2 separate regions of the Homo sapiens genome follow, and region 1 is linked to region 2. A link is a loop called in an ENCODE intact Hi-C map of the cell type or tissue named here. Cell type or tissue: dorsolateral prefrontal cortex. All regions are shown on one strand.

Region 1 (8,000 bases), 88 kb after region 2:
AGGCTGGAGTACAGTAGCACGATTATAGCTCACTGCAGCCATGAACTTCTGGGCTCAAGCAATCATCCTGCCTCAGCCTTCTGAGCAGCTGGGACTACAGGTGTGCACCATCACCCTTGGCTAAGTTTTTAATTTAGTTTTTATTTATTATTTTTTGAGACTGGGTCTTGCTCTGTTGCCCATGCTGGAGTGCAGTGGTGCGATCATGGCTCACTGCAGCCTGTACCTCCCAGGCTCAAGCAATCCTCTAGCTTCAGCCTCTTGTGGAGTTGGAACTACAGGTGCACACCACCATGCCTGGCTAATTTTGGTATTTTTTTTGTAGAGACAGGCTTTTGCCATATTGCCCAGGCTGGTCTCAAACTCCTGAGCTCAAGGGATCCACCCGCCTCAGCCTCCCAAAGTGTTGGGATTACAGGCATGAGGCACACCTGGCTTTATTTTTAATTTTCTGTACAGACGAAGTCTCGCTGTGTTGACCAGGCTGGTCGTGAACTCCTGGCCTCAAGCGATCCTCCCATCTCAGCCTCCCAAAGTGTTGGGATTACAGGTATAAACCACTATCAACTATTAGTCTTCCCACAGCTTCAATTGCTCTCGTTATTCTAATCCTACTGACCATTCTCAAAGTCCTCCCAAGTTTTTTTTTTTTTTTAATGAGGGAAAATGGATAAAACTGAGCAATATTATCTCTCCACTGAGATGTCTAGCTTTTTTTGAGTCATGCTTAAAGTCTAACTATATGGTCTAAAATTGGTTTAGGATTCCTTTCGGCCACCAGTGCCAACTTATCTTAGGCTAAAAGGAATAGAGTTCAGTTGATCTAATTTAGAACAAATTTGTATCCATAGATGGGACGGAAATCTAGGTGAGGATTAAGGTCATGGCCAAGGTACAAGAGGAGGAGGAAGTCTGAGTTAATTATAACCTAGGTTATGCAGTCTTAATTCCAGGAAGCTGTGCCTCAGCTAGGTAGACAACTTGTTGATTGAGGAGTATTCTCAGAGGAACTGGAAGCTATCCATTTCTGAATTCCGAGCTGAATTTCTACGTCATCTGAGATGAAGGTGAAGGTGTCAGTATCCAAAGACTGGAAATTCTAAGAGAAATATGTCGCTTGGAGAAAGCCCTTTAGTAAGTATTTGCTTATTTTCTTTCCAGCAGTCATGACTGGCCTGGAAGATTTCCCAAAGGTTATCTTTTTCAAGGCTAGTTGGGTAAGCCTGTTTTGATATGTTTTTGAATATACATTATAATGCATTCATTGTGTTTATTTGTTTATTCCTAGATTTAAAAAAAACAGTATATATTTTGCTAATAGTTACAGTAAAAACAGATAAAACCAAGAGAACATGGCCATCATTGTTCAAGGCCTCATACTCTCTGATGCAAAAAGGTAAGCCTGAATTAAAAGCTACATTTCTTAATGTCTCTCATATGAAAAGCTATATAAGCTCCTGGTGTCGAGTTTAAAAACTGAGAACTTATTTGTAAACATTATGGGTAGAGATTAGGGAGTTAAATGATCACTTTTTAAAATGTTTAGGATTAGGTATTAACACCTATTTGCCTTATTCTCTTCTTTAGTAAGAGCTCTCTCTGTCAATATATAGCCAATAGTCTTGCTTAAGGCCCAGGAAAAGTCACTGTCTCCAAGGCAAATTATATGTTACGAATCTTCACTTACTCCTGCTAAAGTTAAAATGGAGTGTCTTACATGCGGGTTAGAGTTCAGATGCAAGTTTCTGAATAAAAACATAAAAAGTCAACCATCTCCCTTACCTATTCCTGCTCCTCACAGTACAATAAACAACTTAAATATCGCAGAATAGAGGGAATGTGGTTAGAGTTAGGACACCGAGGAATCAAGTCCTGCATTCCAGTCCCCTACCCCTGACTCATTCACCTCAGGCAAATGGTTCCACTTCATTTCATTTTGTACTGAAAAGTGAGGAGAGTAACATTTTGTTTCAAATTTTCTTAGGTGAGTGGGTTGGACTAACCTGTAAGGCTTTTGCTGAAGTTGAGATGAACAAATAAGGAAAATATGCAACTATAGATTGTTTTAAGAGAGGTGGGAAAAAACCCAACGGATTTTGTTGCTGATTTGTGTCCTTAGGACTTTCCACAAATAACTTTGAGAGATTTACTACTTAGTCCTTAGAGGCAGCTTCCTTCTGGGATGGGTGGATATGAGGCGTGCGGTGGGGTCAGATGGTGATGGGAGAGCAAAGGAACACAAAGGTCCCAAATCAAGGCCCATTTGGCTTCAGTGTTTACCCTCAGTGCAGTGGGGGTGAAATTTGGAGCCTAGGGTGAGGTAGAAATTAGTTTCCCTGTTGCAGTAGTAACTTGGGTATCAGATAATAAAGTATATTTCTGCCAGCATATTCTAAAGGCAGATGAAACTATACAGGGGTTTAAGGTAAAGCTATAATGAGCAAAATATCACCCCTGACTTTTTAAAATTTCATTTTACGTTCCAGGGTACATGTGCAGGATGTGCAGGTTTGTTACATAGGTGAACGTGTGCCATGGTGGTTTGCTGCACCTATCAACCCATCACCTAGGTAATAAGCCCAGCATGCATTAGTTGTATTTCCTGATGTTCTCCCTCCCTCTGCCCTCCCCTTGACAGGCTCCATTGGGTGTTGTTCCCCTCCTTGTGTCCATGTGTTGACATTGTTCACCCTCACTTGTAAGTGAGAACATGTGGTGTTTGATTTTCTGTTCCTGTGTTAGTTTGCTGAGGATAATGGCTTCCAGCTCCATCCCCAACCCTGCAAAGGACATGATCTCATTCTTTTTTATGGCTGCATAGTATTCCATGGTGTATATGTACCACATTTTCTTTATCCAGTCTATCACTGATGGGCATTTGGGTTGATTCCATGTCTTTGCTATTGTGAATAGTGCTGCAATATGTATGTATCTTTATATGTACCTAGTACATCCACTTTCAAAACAACTTAATCACCTTTTTGGAGAAGTTTTTTTCTGATTTTCCCAAACTGCTTCCCTTTACCCTCCTGTTGATGCTTCTTGTAGCACACATCATTGTATAATAGAATGATTTATATAATTTATAATGATATAACAGAATGATTTATGTTAGAATGATTCATATTCTATAGAATAGAATAGAATAGAATGATTTATATTCCTTTGGGTATATACCCAGTACTAGGACTGCTGGTTCCAATGGTATTTCTGGTTCTAGGTCTTTGAGGAATCGCCACACTGTCTTCCACATCACCCCTGACTTAATGTTTACTTGGTCATTATTACTTTCATTTTTTCCCCAATCTGGGGCTTACATGACTTCCTTTCCATTGTTCTACCTGGAGGTCACTAAAATTGGTAACCACTCTTCCACCATCACCTTATAATTCACTGTCTTAGAACTACATTTATTCAGTTGTTCTATTAGGTTCCCCACTCTCTTGAGACCCAGAGTCAGATGACATCAGGTAAAAATGCAGGCTGTCCTTAGGGGAAACAGTAGCTATTTTAACAAGCAGGCTATAATTCAAAACCACACAACAGTATTTAATTGCTTTTGGATTTGACAACACTGGAATGCATTAAAACTTGGAGCCTCTGAAGATAACCTTCCTAACTTCATGCAAGAAGTCCAAGGTATAGTTCTTATAAAAATCCATCCATAGGTTGCATATGTAAAATCCTCTGAGGAAAATGGTGGTGCTATAAACCTTTACATGATGAGCTTCTTTCAGCTGTAACAAGGATATAAATCAGGAAATGCGGGCTTGGCAAAGAAAGAGTTAAGATGATCAATTTCTAAGGAATTTCAGGGATTTTCAGATTTCAGGCTTGGTCTTTTATAAAGGATCTTCTGCTGCCTACCTCCTGGTTCTCCCCTGCTAGACCTTACATATGCAAAGGTAGCTTTGCATTAGCTAGCACAGTAGAGAAGGCTAATCAGAGATCCACATCTCTGTTTCAGAGTTGGAGGTTGAGATGCAAGAGTGACTCAGCTGGCATCAGCTCTGTAGCAGTCTCAGCCTGCAGGCCTTCAGGAAGTAAGTCCTCCAGGCCTGCATCTCCCTCTGTGGCAAATTGCCACTAAACTCTGCTGTTTATCAACCCAGTACCAAACACAGTAGGATGAGTCTGCTGTTTCACTGTTTTCAACAAACCCAAAAACACAGAAGCCAGATTACATGATGGGATAGTATTACAACAGTGTATTAGATACAGTATCTCCCTTAAGAAGCTTACAGTTTAGTAAGGAAATAAATGTAAATATAGCATTAGAGTGCAATGATGTGTGCTACAAGAAGCATCGACAGGAGGGTAAAGGGAAGCAATTCGGGAAAATCAGAAAAAAACTTCTCTGAAAAGGTGATGAAGTGGTTTTGAAAGTGGATGTGCTAGGTAGAAAGTGCCAGGAATGAAGGCAGAGGGGAAAACATTTATATAGATTAATTAATGGATACATTCACTTTATTCATCACATTTGCATTGAGTGACTTCTGTGTGCTTGCAGCATGTGATACGAACCATATAGTACAGGCAAGGTGGTGTATATATATAGGTGGAGATATGGTAAGATGAGATAATGATGTTGTGGGAGTAACTGGAAGTTCTCCAATTGCTTAAATTTTCTCAGTCAAGTAGGAAGTAAGGTCGTCTGTTGAAGGATGTAATTGCGGTCTGAAGAAACATAATATGATTGGCTGGTAGTATTAAGTGCTCTCTTAAGGTTCTGACCATCATGAATATAAAGTGAGACTACTTTTTTTTTTTTTTTTTTTGAGACAGAGTCTCGCTGTGTCGCCAAAACAGGAAGGAGTGTAGTGGTGCAATCTCGGCTAATTGCAACCTCTGCCTCCCAGGTTCAAGCGATTCTTATGCCTCAGCCTCCCAAGTAGCTGGGACTACAGGTGCGTGCCACCATGCTCAGCTAAATTTTGTATTTTTAGTAGAGAGCGGGTTTCACCATGTTGGCCAGGCTGGTCTCAAACTCCTGGCCTCAAGGGATCCACCCAAAGTGTTGGGATTACAGGCGTGAGCCACTGCACCTGGCCAGACTAGTTACTTTGTTTTCTCCAACTTCATTTGGCTGCATAGGTGCAGAGCAGGTAGACAGCTGAATTAAGCCAAGGAGGTGGTTTTGGTAAGTGAGTACAACGAAGTGAGTGAGAGGCAAGGAAGTTGAAGGTGTATTCAAGAGAATGCTTATGATTGATCATGGAACCTAAGTTGTAACAGGAGAGAAAAGCTGAAATCAAGGGGGTGAGGGAGATGGTAGGATCAATTTATTGATGGTCATGAAAACTCTGAATTTGTGTAGTTATTTGACAGAATGGGCTAGGAAGGTCATAGGTGGTCAGAGAGAGGGATGCATGAAATTGAAACTAAGATGGTTGATGTTTTTGGTAAAAAGATGGGAATCAGTATTTAAGGAAGGTGAAAGGTATTAACTGTTAAGTTTTTAGGGAATCAAAAGGCCAGGTTGGTTGAAGGATCATTTATGTTAATAGTTCTCAAACTTTAGCATGCATTAGACTTATATATGGAAAGATAATTAAAACACAGATTGTGCTAGGTGCAATGACGTATGCCTGTAGTCCTAGCTACTTGGGAGGCTGAGGGAAGAAGATTGCTTGAGCTCAGGGGTTTGAGACCAGTCCAGGTAACACAGTGAGACCATCTCTAAAAAAATGCAAAACAACACAACAAAAAAAATACAGATTGCAAGATCTCACTCCTAGTTTCTGGGGTAGAGCCTGGTAATTTTCATTTCTAAATTCCCTGGTGATGCTGATGCTGCTGTGGTCCAGGGACTGTACTTTGGAAACTACTGACCCATGTGTATGTTGAAATTGCAATTGTCAAGAATTAAGATAGAAGTAGTGTTATAAAGTGACAGTGAGCCAGGACACAAAATTGGCAAGAAATAAAGGGGACCAGCTGCGGTGGCTCACGCTTGTAATCCCAGCACTTTGGGAGGCCAAGGTGGGGGATTCTTTCAGCCTAGGAGTTTGAGACCAGCTTGGGCAATGTGGCTACCCTGTCTCTACAAAAAAATAGCCGTGTGTGGTGGCATGCGCCTGTAGTTCCAGCTATTTGGGAAGCTGAGATGGGAGGATCTTGATTGAGCCTGGGAGGTTGAGACTGCAGTAAGCTGTGATCATGCCACTATACTCCAGCCCAGGCGACAGAGCGAGACCCTGTCTCAAAAGACAAAAAGAAAGAAAGGGGAATGAACTGATTAGTGGAAAATTGCAACAATCAGGGACAGTGGATACACACTCTAATAACATGATATTTAAAGCTAGGTTTTATGGGGATTGGTTAGAAATGGTGGCTGAAACAATGGTTGGCAGCTAAGTGAGATTAAGATGAGGCAGAAGGGAGATTGCCAAGGGCTTTGCATGTTAGTATTTTATTATATCAGGGCCTTTTGTTTGGTAAACAGGTCTAGTGTAAGTTCCCTGCTAAGGGATTACCTCTGGTGGAACTGTTACTGAATTCATCACAAGGGTGATCACAATCTTATGTCCTAGTAGAAACAAAAACCACACTAATTAGGAAATAGTAAGTCCTACTAAACTACCTATCACTTTACATAAGATTAGGGAGGTTGATATCTAATGAGACAAGAAATCTTAAATAACTTAATAGTAGGGCAAAGCAGGACCAAGAATATATAATACAGAATGGAACTGTGGAAATACAAAGCAGGATCCACAAGCTGGTCACAGGTAGAGTCAGGGCACAGACTACAACACAGGATCATGACCTGGGCCCAGCTTATGCTGCCACCACTTATTGCTCTTGGGATCCTAGCCAAATTGTTTTATGTTTTCTGCTCAGTTCCTCTCTTGTTAAATGGTATATCATTTATGGCACGTGCTTCAGAGGAAAGTTGAGGGCTAAATGAGATAGTTGGTGCAAGTGCTTTGAAAAGGTAAAGTGTTATACAAATATGAAATATTTAAAAAGAAAGTATTGAGCTATCCTTAGAAATCAGGGTAGAATACTTAGGTATGTAAGAGATGAATGGAAAAGAGGAGAAACTGTTAATCTAAGAACAATGCTGAGATGTATAAAACAAAGGATGAGGCCGGGCGTGGTGGCTCACTCCTGTAATTCCAGCACTTCGGGAGGCTGAGGCGGGCAGATCACGAGGTCAAGAGATCGAGACCATCCTGGCCAACATGGTGAAACCCTGACTCTACTAAAAATACAAAAAATGAGCTGGACATGCTGGTGCGCGCCTGTAGTCCCAGCTACTTGGGAGGCTGAGGCAAGAGAATCTCTTGAACCCAGGAGGTAGAGGTTACAGTGAGCCGAGATGGCACCACTGCACTCCAGCCTGGCGACAGAGTGAGACTCCGTCTCAAAAAAAAAAAAAAAAAAGGATGGAATATGCAATGTGGACAGTTTCACATTAGTTTTTTTTTTTTTTTTTTTTTTTGAGACCAAGTTTCGCTCTTGTTGCCCAGGCTGGAGTGCAATGGCATGATCTTGGCTCACTGCAACCTCCGCCTCCCAGGTTCAAGAGATTCTCCTGCCTCAGCTTCCCAAGTAGCTGGGATTACAGGCATGTGCCACGACGCCCGACTAATTTTGTATTTTTAGAAGAGATGGGGTTTCACTATGTTGGTCAGGCTGGTCTCCAACTCCTGACCTCAGGTGATCCGCCAGCCTTGGCCTCTCAAAGTGCTGGGATTACAGGTGTGAGCCACCGCACCCGGCCTCACATTAGCTTTTTTTTTTTTTTGAGACGGAGTCTCGCTCTGTGCCAGGCTGGAGTGCAGTGGTGCCATCTCGGCTCACTGCAACCTCTGCCTCCTGGATTCAAGCGATTCTCCTGCCTCAGCCTCCCAAGTAGCTGGGACTACAGGCATGTGCCACCACGCCCAGCTAATTTTTGTATTCTTATTAGAGATGGGGTTTCACCATGTTGGCCAGGATGGTCTTGATCTCTTGACCTCGTGATCCGCCCACCTCGGCCTCCCAAAGTGCTG
Region 2 (8,000 bases):
ATATATACCACGTTATATCTTTATATGCAGAGAGATGTCTGCATAGATAAAAACAAATTATTAGCAATGACCACCTCTAGGGAGTAGATTGGGCGGGGGTGAGGGGGACAAATAGGAAACTATTATCCATTATTTAAATAATTCTTGTTATATTTTTTGTTTACTTGTTTACAAGCCTGTACTATTCTCATTTAAAAAACTTTGGCAAGAAAACAAAAATCAATGTGAATCAGGAAGAACTATTTTTTACCTTTTTTTTGGAAACGGAGTCTTGCTCTATCGCCCAGGCTGGAGTGCAGTGGCGCGATCTCAGCTCACTGCAAGCTCCGCCTCCTGGGTTCACGCCCTTCTCCTGCCTCAGCCTCCTGAGTGGCTGGGACTACAGGCGCCCGCCATCACGCCCGGCTAATTCTTTTTGTATTTTTAGTAGAGACGGGGTTTCACCATGTTAGCCAGGATGGTCTCGATCTAACCTCGTGATCCACCTGCCTCGGCCTCCCAGACTACTAGGATTACAGGCGTGAGCCACTGCGCCCGGCCTGGAAGAACTATTTTTTAAATGAGGTGGACAAAACTGAGAGCTTAGTCTTAAAAGACGAATTCTTCAGCTTACCCTGCAGGTTGCCCACACTCCTTCTGGGAGGACTGCTCCACGCTAGCTGTATCCTGCTGCTCAGCCTCTGCTCCTGGAGTCCTGGAACACAGGCATTTGTATCTTTTCAAGACAAACCACCAGTAAATATGTACTGAATGTGGAGGTGAGTCGAAAGAAATGGCTCTATCAGGATCTGATAAAGTCTATAAGCCAGCAAAACTGACCTAAGGTCATAAAGGTTAGAATAATGGTTACTTTGAGGGGGCACTGACCTTATAAGAGAAGACACCCTTGTGGGTTGCTAGAAATGTTCTGTATCTTGATCCGAGTGGTGGCTACATAGGTGCACTCCACCTAGGCTGGAGTGCAGTGACATGACCATGGATCATTTAGCCTCTAACTCTTGGGCTCAAGCAATCCTCCCACCTCAGCCTCCTGAATAGCTGGGGCTACAGGTGTGCAACACCACACCCAGCTGTTTTAAAAAATTTTTTGTAGAGACAGGGTCTTACTATGTTGCACAGACTGATCTTGAACTCCTGAGCTCCAGCAATCCTTCTGCCTCAGCCTTCCAAAGTGCTGGGATTACAGACATGAGCCACTGTGCTTGGCTTTCAATGATAAAGTTTTAAAAAAAGGACTCTGTGGATCTACAAGAGGGAGCTTTGCCCTCAAGATAAGAATAATCATTCTAGTATAAGCCTCAGTAAAAAAGAAACAGGAACAAACAGCAACACTGTTTGAAATCAGAGCAAAAAGTGATTAGATGTGGTTCTATTCAAGAGACAAACTGCCCATGGATGGAACTACATTTTGTTACATAAATCACCACTCAGAGAGAAAAAAAGTCAAAACCCGGAAAACTCCCAGGTAATGCAACTTGAACAGAAGAGTGTCTCTCCCGGACTACCACATCAACAGCCCCTAATTTACAACATGAAATCCCACAGACCCAGCCTAGCTAGTATTTGGATCTCTCACCCTGTGCCTGAGGTCAGGGATGTCGTTTCTTGGTCTGGAATGTGTGCTTCAGAAGAACTGGTCCGCAAATGGGAAACTTTGTGCTTCTTGCCATTCCCTTTGTCTAGAGGCAGCTGAAACCGTTTGGTTTTTGGTTTGGGTTTAGTGGGACCCGGCACTGAAGGGCTTGCTGACCGCTGTCCAGAAGATGGAGAGGATGGAGAACCCCCAGGAGAGGTGGGGCTGGCTTGCACAGCTGAGGATAAAGCCTTGTTCTGCTCCAGTCCCATGCTATTAGGAGCGTCTACCGTCTGGGTAAAGTTGGATACCTGGGGCCCTGAAGCAGAATCAAGATCACGCTGGGAAGAATGAATCCCAGTTTTGCTGGCAAGGAGCTGGTTCACATGCTGAAGCTGATAGTGTTCGTCTGCTTCCCCAGAAGGTGAAGCGGCTGTTATGCCCGTAGTCTGAGTGGAGGGGAGCACACAGATGCTAGATGCCGCTGTTATTGCAGCAGTAGAGGGGGTCTGTGATGTCCCCAGTTGTGGAAACATTCCTGAACTTGGCGGTAAAGCCACAGGCTGGTCCTGAATCCCCAGGCTCTGCTGGCTAGCTTTGATTAAAAGATTGCTTATTGAGCCAATATCTGGGGTACCAAGCAACCTTGGGTTGGTTAAGGTGACGTGTCCTGGAACTGACGCACTACTTGTAGGGGTTGTGGTAGTTTGCATGGATACAACATTCAAGACAGAGGAACTGGATGCCAAGCCAGACACAGACCCTGATGTGAGGTGGCTAGTATCCTGGCTTATTGTTGATGTGCCTGCCGCTGTGGCAGCAGTTCCTCCCACACTCTGTGGTAACAGGGGTGCCGGTTCAAAATACATGATGCTAGATTTAGATCTTTTTATGATGTTGGGGACAGTTCGGTGAGATGAAGTATTAAGTGACCCCAAATCTAACAGACTTGGATGATTAGGAAGCTGGGAGGGTGTGAAGTTAATCAATGTCATATTAGAAACCACATCAGAAGGGGCAATGTTTGAAGGGGTACTAGAGGGAGCAAGTTTTTTATTCTTTCGGGTCTGTAGACGAGATATGGGTCTTTTCTTGAGTCCAGAGGATGGAGTGGCTACTGTGGTACTGAGGTCTGTCCTCTGGCTGGATTCTGAAACCAAAAGTTGGGGATCCGGAGGAGGCTGAACCCCAATAAGCAGGCCTGAAGGAGGATTGCTGATGTTTGGTGGGAAACTACTTTGAGTAGCTGCAGGGAAGGAATGTAAGTGCTGGTGATGAGACATGGGTAGCAATCCTTTGCTAGCAGAAGGGAACAAAGATTGAGAAGTTGGCAAGCTTGGATTTAGTCCTGTGGTAAGGGTGAGACCACCTCCCATGGGTCCCAATACTGAAGTATTTGTCTCCATCACACTGGGTGTAGAACTAACAGAAGAGGTCAATTGGATTTTTTGGGTCACTCCATTTGGAAGAGTTTGGAGAACATAAAGTGGCTGCATGTTCTGGTTAACAACTATGAGTTTCTCAGTGGCTGGCTTCAGGTGGGGTGGAGTGGTCTGGACAGCTGCATTGGAAATCTGAGACGGGCCAGGACTATCAGTAGAATTGGGCACATACTTCTGGTTCTGGATGGGAACAGTTGGGGAAACAGGTACCTGAAGGCCAGGGGTGCTACTGTTCCTAGTTAAATCCTGATTGTTGCCATGACCTTGCTCTACTGAACCACAAGGAGGGCTAGAGATGTGGTCTGCATCCATGTGTCCTTGGATAAAATGATCAGGAGTCATGTGGCCTTCAGGAGTTGGATCTACTCCTGGGCTCAGCAGTGCTGGGTCACTTTCAGAGGAGGCTACAGATTTTTCTGTGATGGTTACTCTCTTCTCCCCTGAGTCTGAGATAACAGCTAGTCTACTGGGATTCTGGCTGGGGACAGTGGGACTCCGGGTGGTCAAGACAGACAGATCAGATGGTAGCTCTAGAGGCAACTCAAACTGTTCCTCTGCTGAGATAGAGGAAGAGACACTACTATCCACAGGTTCTGTTGTAGGCAGCTGCTGAGAAAATACTTCAAAAAGACCCATGTCTTTTTCACGATTACTGTCAAGACCCAATCCTTCACCAAGATTCAGGAGTTCTGATGAAGATGACTCTGGGCTCTCACCCAAAGCCTGCATGGATGGAGTATTCTTTAGTACAAAGTCCATAATGTCTGAAGGCAGGATATTCCCACAGTCATCACTGTTGTTATTGTCTGAATCTGATTTCAGGAGCTCAGTATTATAGGTGTCCAGTAAATTTTTGTCGGAGGGGGTACTTGTGTGGACTCTGCGGCTTGACTCCAATGAGCTGAGCTGAGCTTCCAAGGAATCTTGTCCCTGTGTTTTAACTCTGCTTACAGAATGGCAGTTATCCATCTTTGGCTCATTTTTGTGGCCAACAGAACTCTTAGTGACATGTTCTTTCTCCCCAGCATCTTCAGGTCTATCAATCTTTAAGTTCTCTGTTCCATTTTCTTTACCATTTCTTTTTGGAATCTGGCTGCTTTTCCTTGTTGTGGCTGTGACACTAGTATCACTCTCTGTCCCATCATCAACACCATCCAACTGTGAGATTTTTGGAAGATCACACTGTTCCTCCTCCCGAAATAAATTATGGGATGCCAGTCGTTCCTCTCCACCTGAAGAAATCACTGTTCTAGTGAAGTTGTAATAGTATAAGTCGTCTTCATCTGAAGTGCTTAAGTCATCGGCCCCATCCACCTGTCCTTCAGCTGATCTCTTGCCTCGCTTCTTCCCAGTTGAGCTGCTGTAGAATGGAATGTCTTCTTCACCATAGGATCTTACTCCATAGAGTGGGGTAAGCCCAAAAAACATGTTAGAACGTGCACGGGCACTGCGACGGGGATACCTCCTTTTAAAAGAGCCATCCTCCTGAGGTTTGGGGCCATCTGGAAGCATTAGGTTTCTGTCCTGTACTGGAAGATTCTGATAGTTGTTACTTTGAGAATCCTGGCATGAGGTATTATTGGGGCTTGGTTGGGCCACTGGACCATCTCCTGGATTTTCAGAGGCTGAAATTGGTTCTGTGGGAGATGTTGACTCTATTTGCAAAGGGGAAGCAGGACTACTTTCTTTCAGGGCATTTTTGGATTGACTCTCATTTTCCATTTTTAGAGGTGTCAGTGTCACTTTGACTGTGCGTTTCCGTGGTGCCTGTAATTCCTTGGCAGATCCTTCTACTTGCATGGGTGGAGCTTTGGGGACTCCTGGCATAGAAAGGCCTTTATCACCAATCTTATCAGAAGAAACATTGTTACATGGTCGTTGGCCCATATACTCAGGAGTCAAAACCTCATCCATAAACTCTGGCTTCAAGTTTCCTTCCTCACCAGTTGTCACCTGACCAGGTTCCAAAAAAGATTTACTGGAATGCTTTTCTTTGAAAGTTTCTTTACAGGATTTTTTCCCTTTCTGTCTCCTATCTCTGGAACTAGATCCCATATGTTCGTTGATAATGGATGATCTGTTGCTCATTCCAGATAGCTTCAAGGTTTTGACTTCAGTATCTTCATCTGGAGAGGAGTTTGCTGATTGGGTAGAATCTGTGTGTTGGTCTCGATCATTCCTTTGCCCTCTCAAATGGAGGTGTGGGAAGGAGAGGGCCTCTTTAGAAGAAAACGACACTGAAGAGGGTTCAGCAAAGGAGCCGATTTTACTAACATTCAGTTCTCTAGATGTTGTGTTATGAACCTGTGGGGCCAGTTTAGGAATTCCAGGGTAAGCCACATTATGTGCAGATCCCTCTGAGCTCTTGGAACTCAGCACTTTGGTCTTCTCTCCCTTTAAAGAGGAGCTCTTGGACACCAAGTCTGAAGCACTGGACTGCTTCATTTCTGAAGATGAAGATCCATCCAAGTGACTGTTTTTATTGCCTACAGTAACCACTGTCCTTTGCAAATTTGAAGAGGTGGAAGTGTTTTGCCCTAAACTAGTACTTGAATTCAGTGGCCCTAAGACATGATCAACTACTTTGGCACTTGATTCAAGATCAGTAGCGGTCCCGGTGGTGGAGACTGAGGAAACATTATTCCTAGAGTAAGTATTCCCAGTTCTCATTGGAGACATTATCCGGAGTTTGGACCGCTGGGGTGATAAGGAAGAGGTACTGTGACGCCTGGAGCCAATGCTTCGAAGTCCAGAGGAGAGTAAAGGATCACCTACTGTGACTATTTCATGAGTGGTTGGGGTAGGACTTCCTAAACAAGAGAGAAAAAGTAATAAATGCTATTGTAGATAGAACAAATGTGTAGAAGTCACTGGTTTCAATGATTTGACTATATATATATATATTTATAGGTAACTGGAAATCTACATTTTCTATTTATTTATTATTACTTTTTTGAGACAGTGTCTCACTCTGTCACCCAAGCTGGAGTGCAGTGGTGCGATCTCGGCTTACTGCAACCTCCACCTCCTGGGTTCCAGCGATTCTCCTGCCTTAGCCTCCTGGGTAGCTGGGATTACAGGCATGCACCGCCACACCTGGCTAATTTTTGAATTTTTAGTAGAGATAGGGTTTCACCATGTTGGCCAGGCTGGTCTTGAACTCCTGACCTCAGGTGATCCACCTGCCCTGGCCTCCCAAAGTGCTAGGATTACAGGCATGAGCCACCTCACCCACCCGGAATCTACATTTTCAATCAGTAAAAGTCACCAAGATAAAGTTGCCTGAAAGAATTACAAATTAGTCTTTGGGCTGATCTTCTTAGGTCAAGTAGGTCAATAAAGTCTTTTACCTGCAGAAGGCAACGGTCGACAGCCAGGGGATCTCTGTGTTGGAGAATAACTGGGTGTTCGAATCCTGGGGACCTTTGAGATGACATGATAATAACAGGAGCCAGAGGTTTGTGAATGAGGAGGTCGGTCTGGTGATGGAGGACTTATAATTTCAGCTGTGTTTTGACTCTCTTTTGATGAACTTTCTGTGGCAGGAAATAAAAACTCTTAACTAAAAAGGCCCAATTAAAATATCAAACAAATTAACCAATAAAAAGTCAGCTATCAGGTAAATGTAAAACTAGAAGCAAATGAGACTTCCCAAGTAAATGACTTTTCCCCCAGCTTTCAATCATAGTACTCCCTGAATCGAATTCAAGTTCCATCACATCTTTTTTTTTTTTTCTTTGAGACACAGTCTCACTCTGTCACCCAGGCTGGAGGGCAGTGGCGTGATCTTGGCTGACTGCAACATCTGCCTCCCTGGTTCAAGTGATTCTTGTGCCTCTGCCTCCTGAGTGGCTGGGATTACTGGGATTACAGGTGCCTGCCACCATGCCTGGCTAATTTTTTTGTATTTTTAGTAGAGATGGGGTTTCACCATGTTGGCCAGGCTGTTCTTGAACTCCTGGCCTCAAGTGATTCACCTGCCTCAGCCTCCCAAAGTGCTGCGATTACAGGCGTGAGCCACTGTGCCCAGCCTCAAGTCCCATCTTGATTCAAGACTAACCTGTAAAAGATGTTGGACTATGGGCAATGGTCCTGTTTTCATCATGTTCAACAGTGCTGTTGATATCCGGCTCTACGACTGGAGGACGGCACTCCACTATCTTGCATGTATATACACAGCGCTTGCGAGCATCTGTGGTGCTCCAGTATACCCTGGAACACCTGGGTAAACAGATTTGGGAAAATCATCATAAGGGAGAGGATAGAAGCAGAAACTAGCATTTTTCAAAACCTCTCTTTATCCTAGGTTCCCTGGCCCTCTTAATTACAGAGTTTAGCTTTATTTTATGGGTTCTTAGTATAGATTCCCCTAGTTAGGTTGTTCCAAGCTTTTTGAAGTCCTTGGTTTTTCTTAGCCTCTCAGAAAATAGCCTAAGATCTTTTTTTCTTGTACCATAAGCAGGCACCAAATATAGTAAAACATCCTAAAAGCAAGAGAAAGAAAAATATTAACCATTACAAAAATTAGTTTTGGCCTTCAGGACCGAACTATTGCCTTACAATGTATACAAAGTACGGCCTGAAAATAAAACAAAGGGCAAACCTGAGGTGTTTCCTTTGGGAGAAGAGCCCCATGAGACAAGAGAAATGTAACTGCTTCAAATCTGCTGAATGCTAGTGGAATCTGGTTTGTGTGAAAAGCTGCCAGCTAAATGTGGAGCACAGACTGTGTCATAGGAATAGGAATACAGAGTAAGTTGGAGCATATATTGCAAAATGAGACTCCAACGCGGGAGTGGTAGAAGGGGAATTTTGAACTTATATTGTTAGCTTGTTAGACATTTTAACAACTTACTTCATATAGGTAAGATTATAAATTCTTATTGAAAAATTTGATCATTATTGTGTGGATTTATAGTTTTAGAAGGACTTATAAACTGTAAAGTTGGGAACAGGGCATGAGCTGTTTTATCCATAAAAACAAT

The links. Peaks named below come from ENCODE experiments on the same cell type or tissue, not always from the same donor. Only the 100,000 strongest peaks of a DNase experiment are listed, where the experiment ranks them.
Region 1: a loop joins it to region 2, with 2.0 times the contacts of the local background. A loop is called at or near these places in 2 of 110 quality-filtered maps.

What each region holds. Positions count from the first base shown.
Region 1 is chr11:118,411,911-118,419,910 of GRCh38, reverse strand. LOC100131626 (a long non-coding RNA gene) reads left to right here and starts at 1,096. Exons shown (of 4, transcript NR_046370.1): 1 at 1,096-1,134; 2 at 1,289-1,396; 3 at 2,487-2,570. In dorsolateral prefrontal cortex, no CTCF peak of the experiment used is centred here; a DNase peak (open chromatin) is centred at 4,036; H3K27ac peaks cover 1,144 bases.
Region 2 is chr11:118,500,223-118,508,222 of GRCh38, reverse strand. It overlaps KMT2A (lysine methyltransferase 2A), which reads right to left. Exons shown (of 36, transcript NM_001197104.2): 25 at 7,076-7,236; 26 at 6,366-6,551; 27 at 1,577-5,825; 28 at 614-694. Among named protein-coding and RNA genes, the nearest start is that of TTC36, 23 kb to the left of the region's middle. In dorsolateral prefrontal cortex, no CTCF peak of the experiment used is centred here; no DNase peak of the experiment used is centred here; H3K27ac peaks cover 520 bases.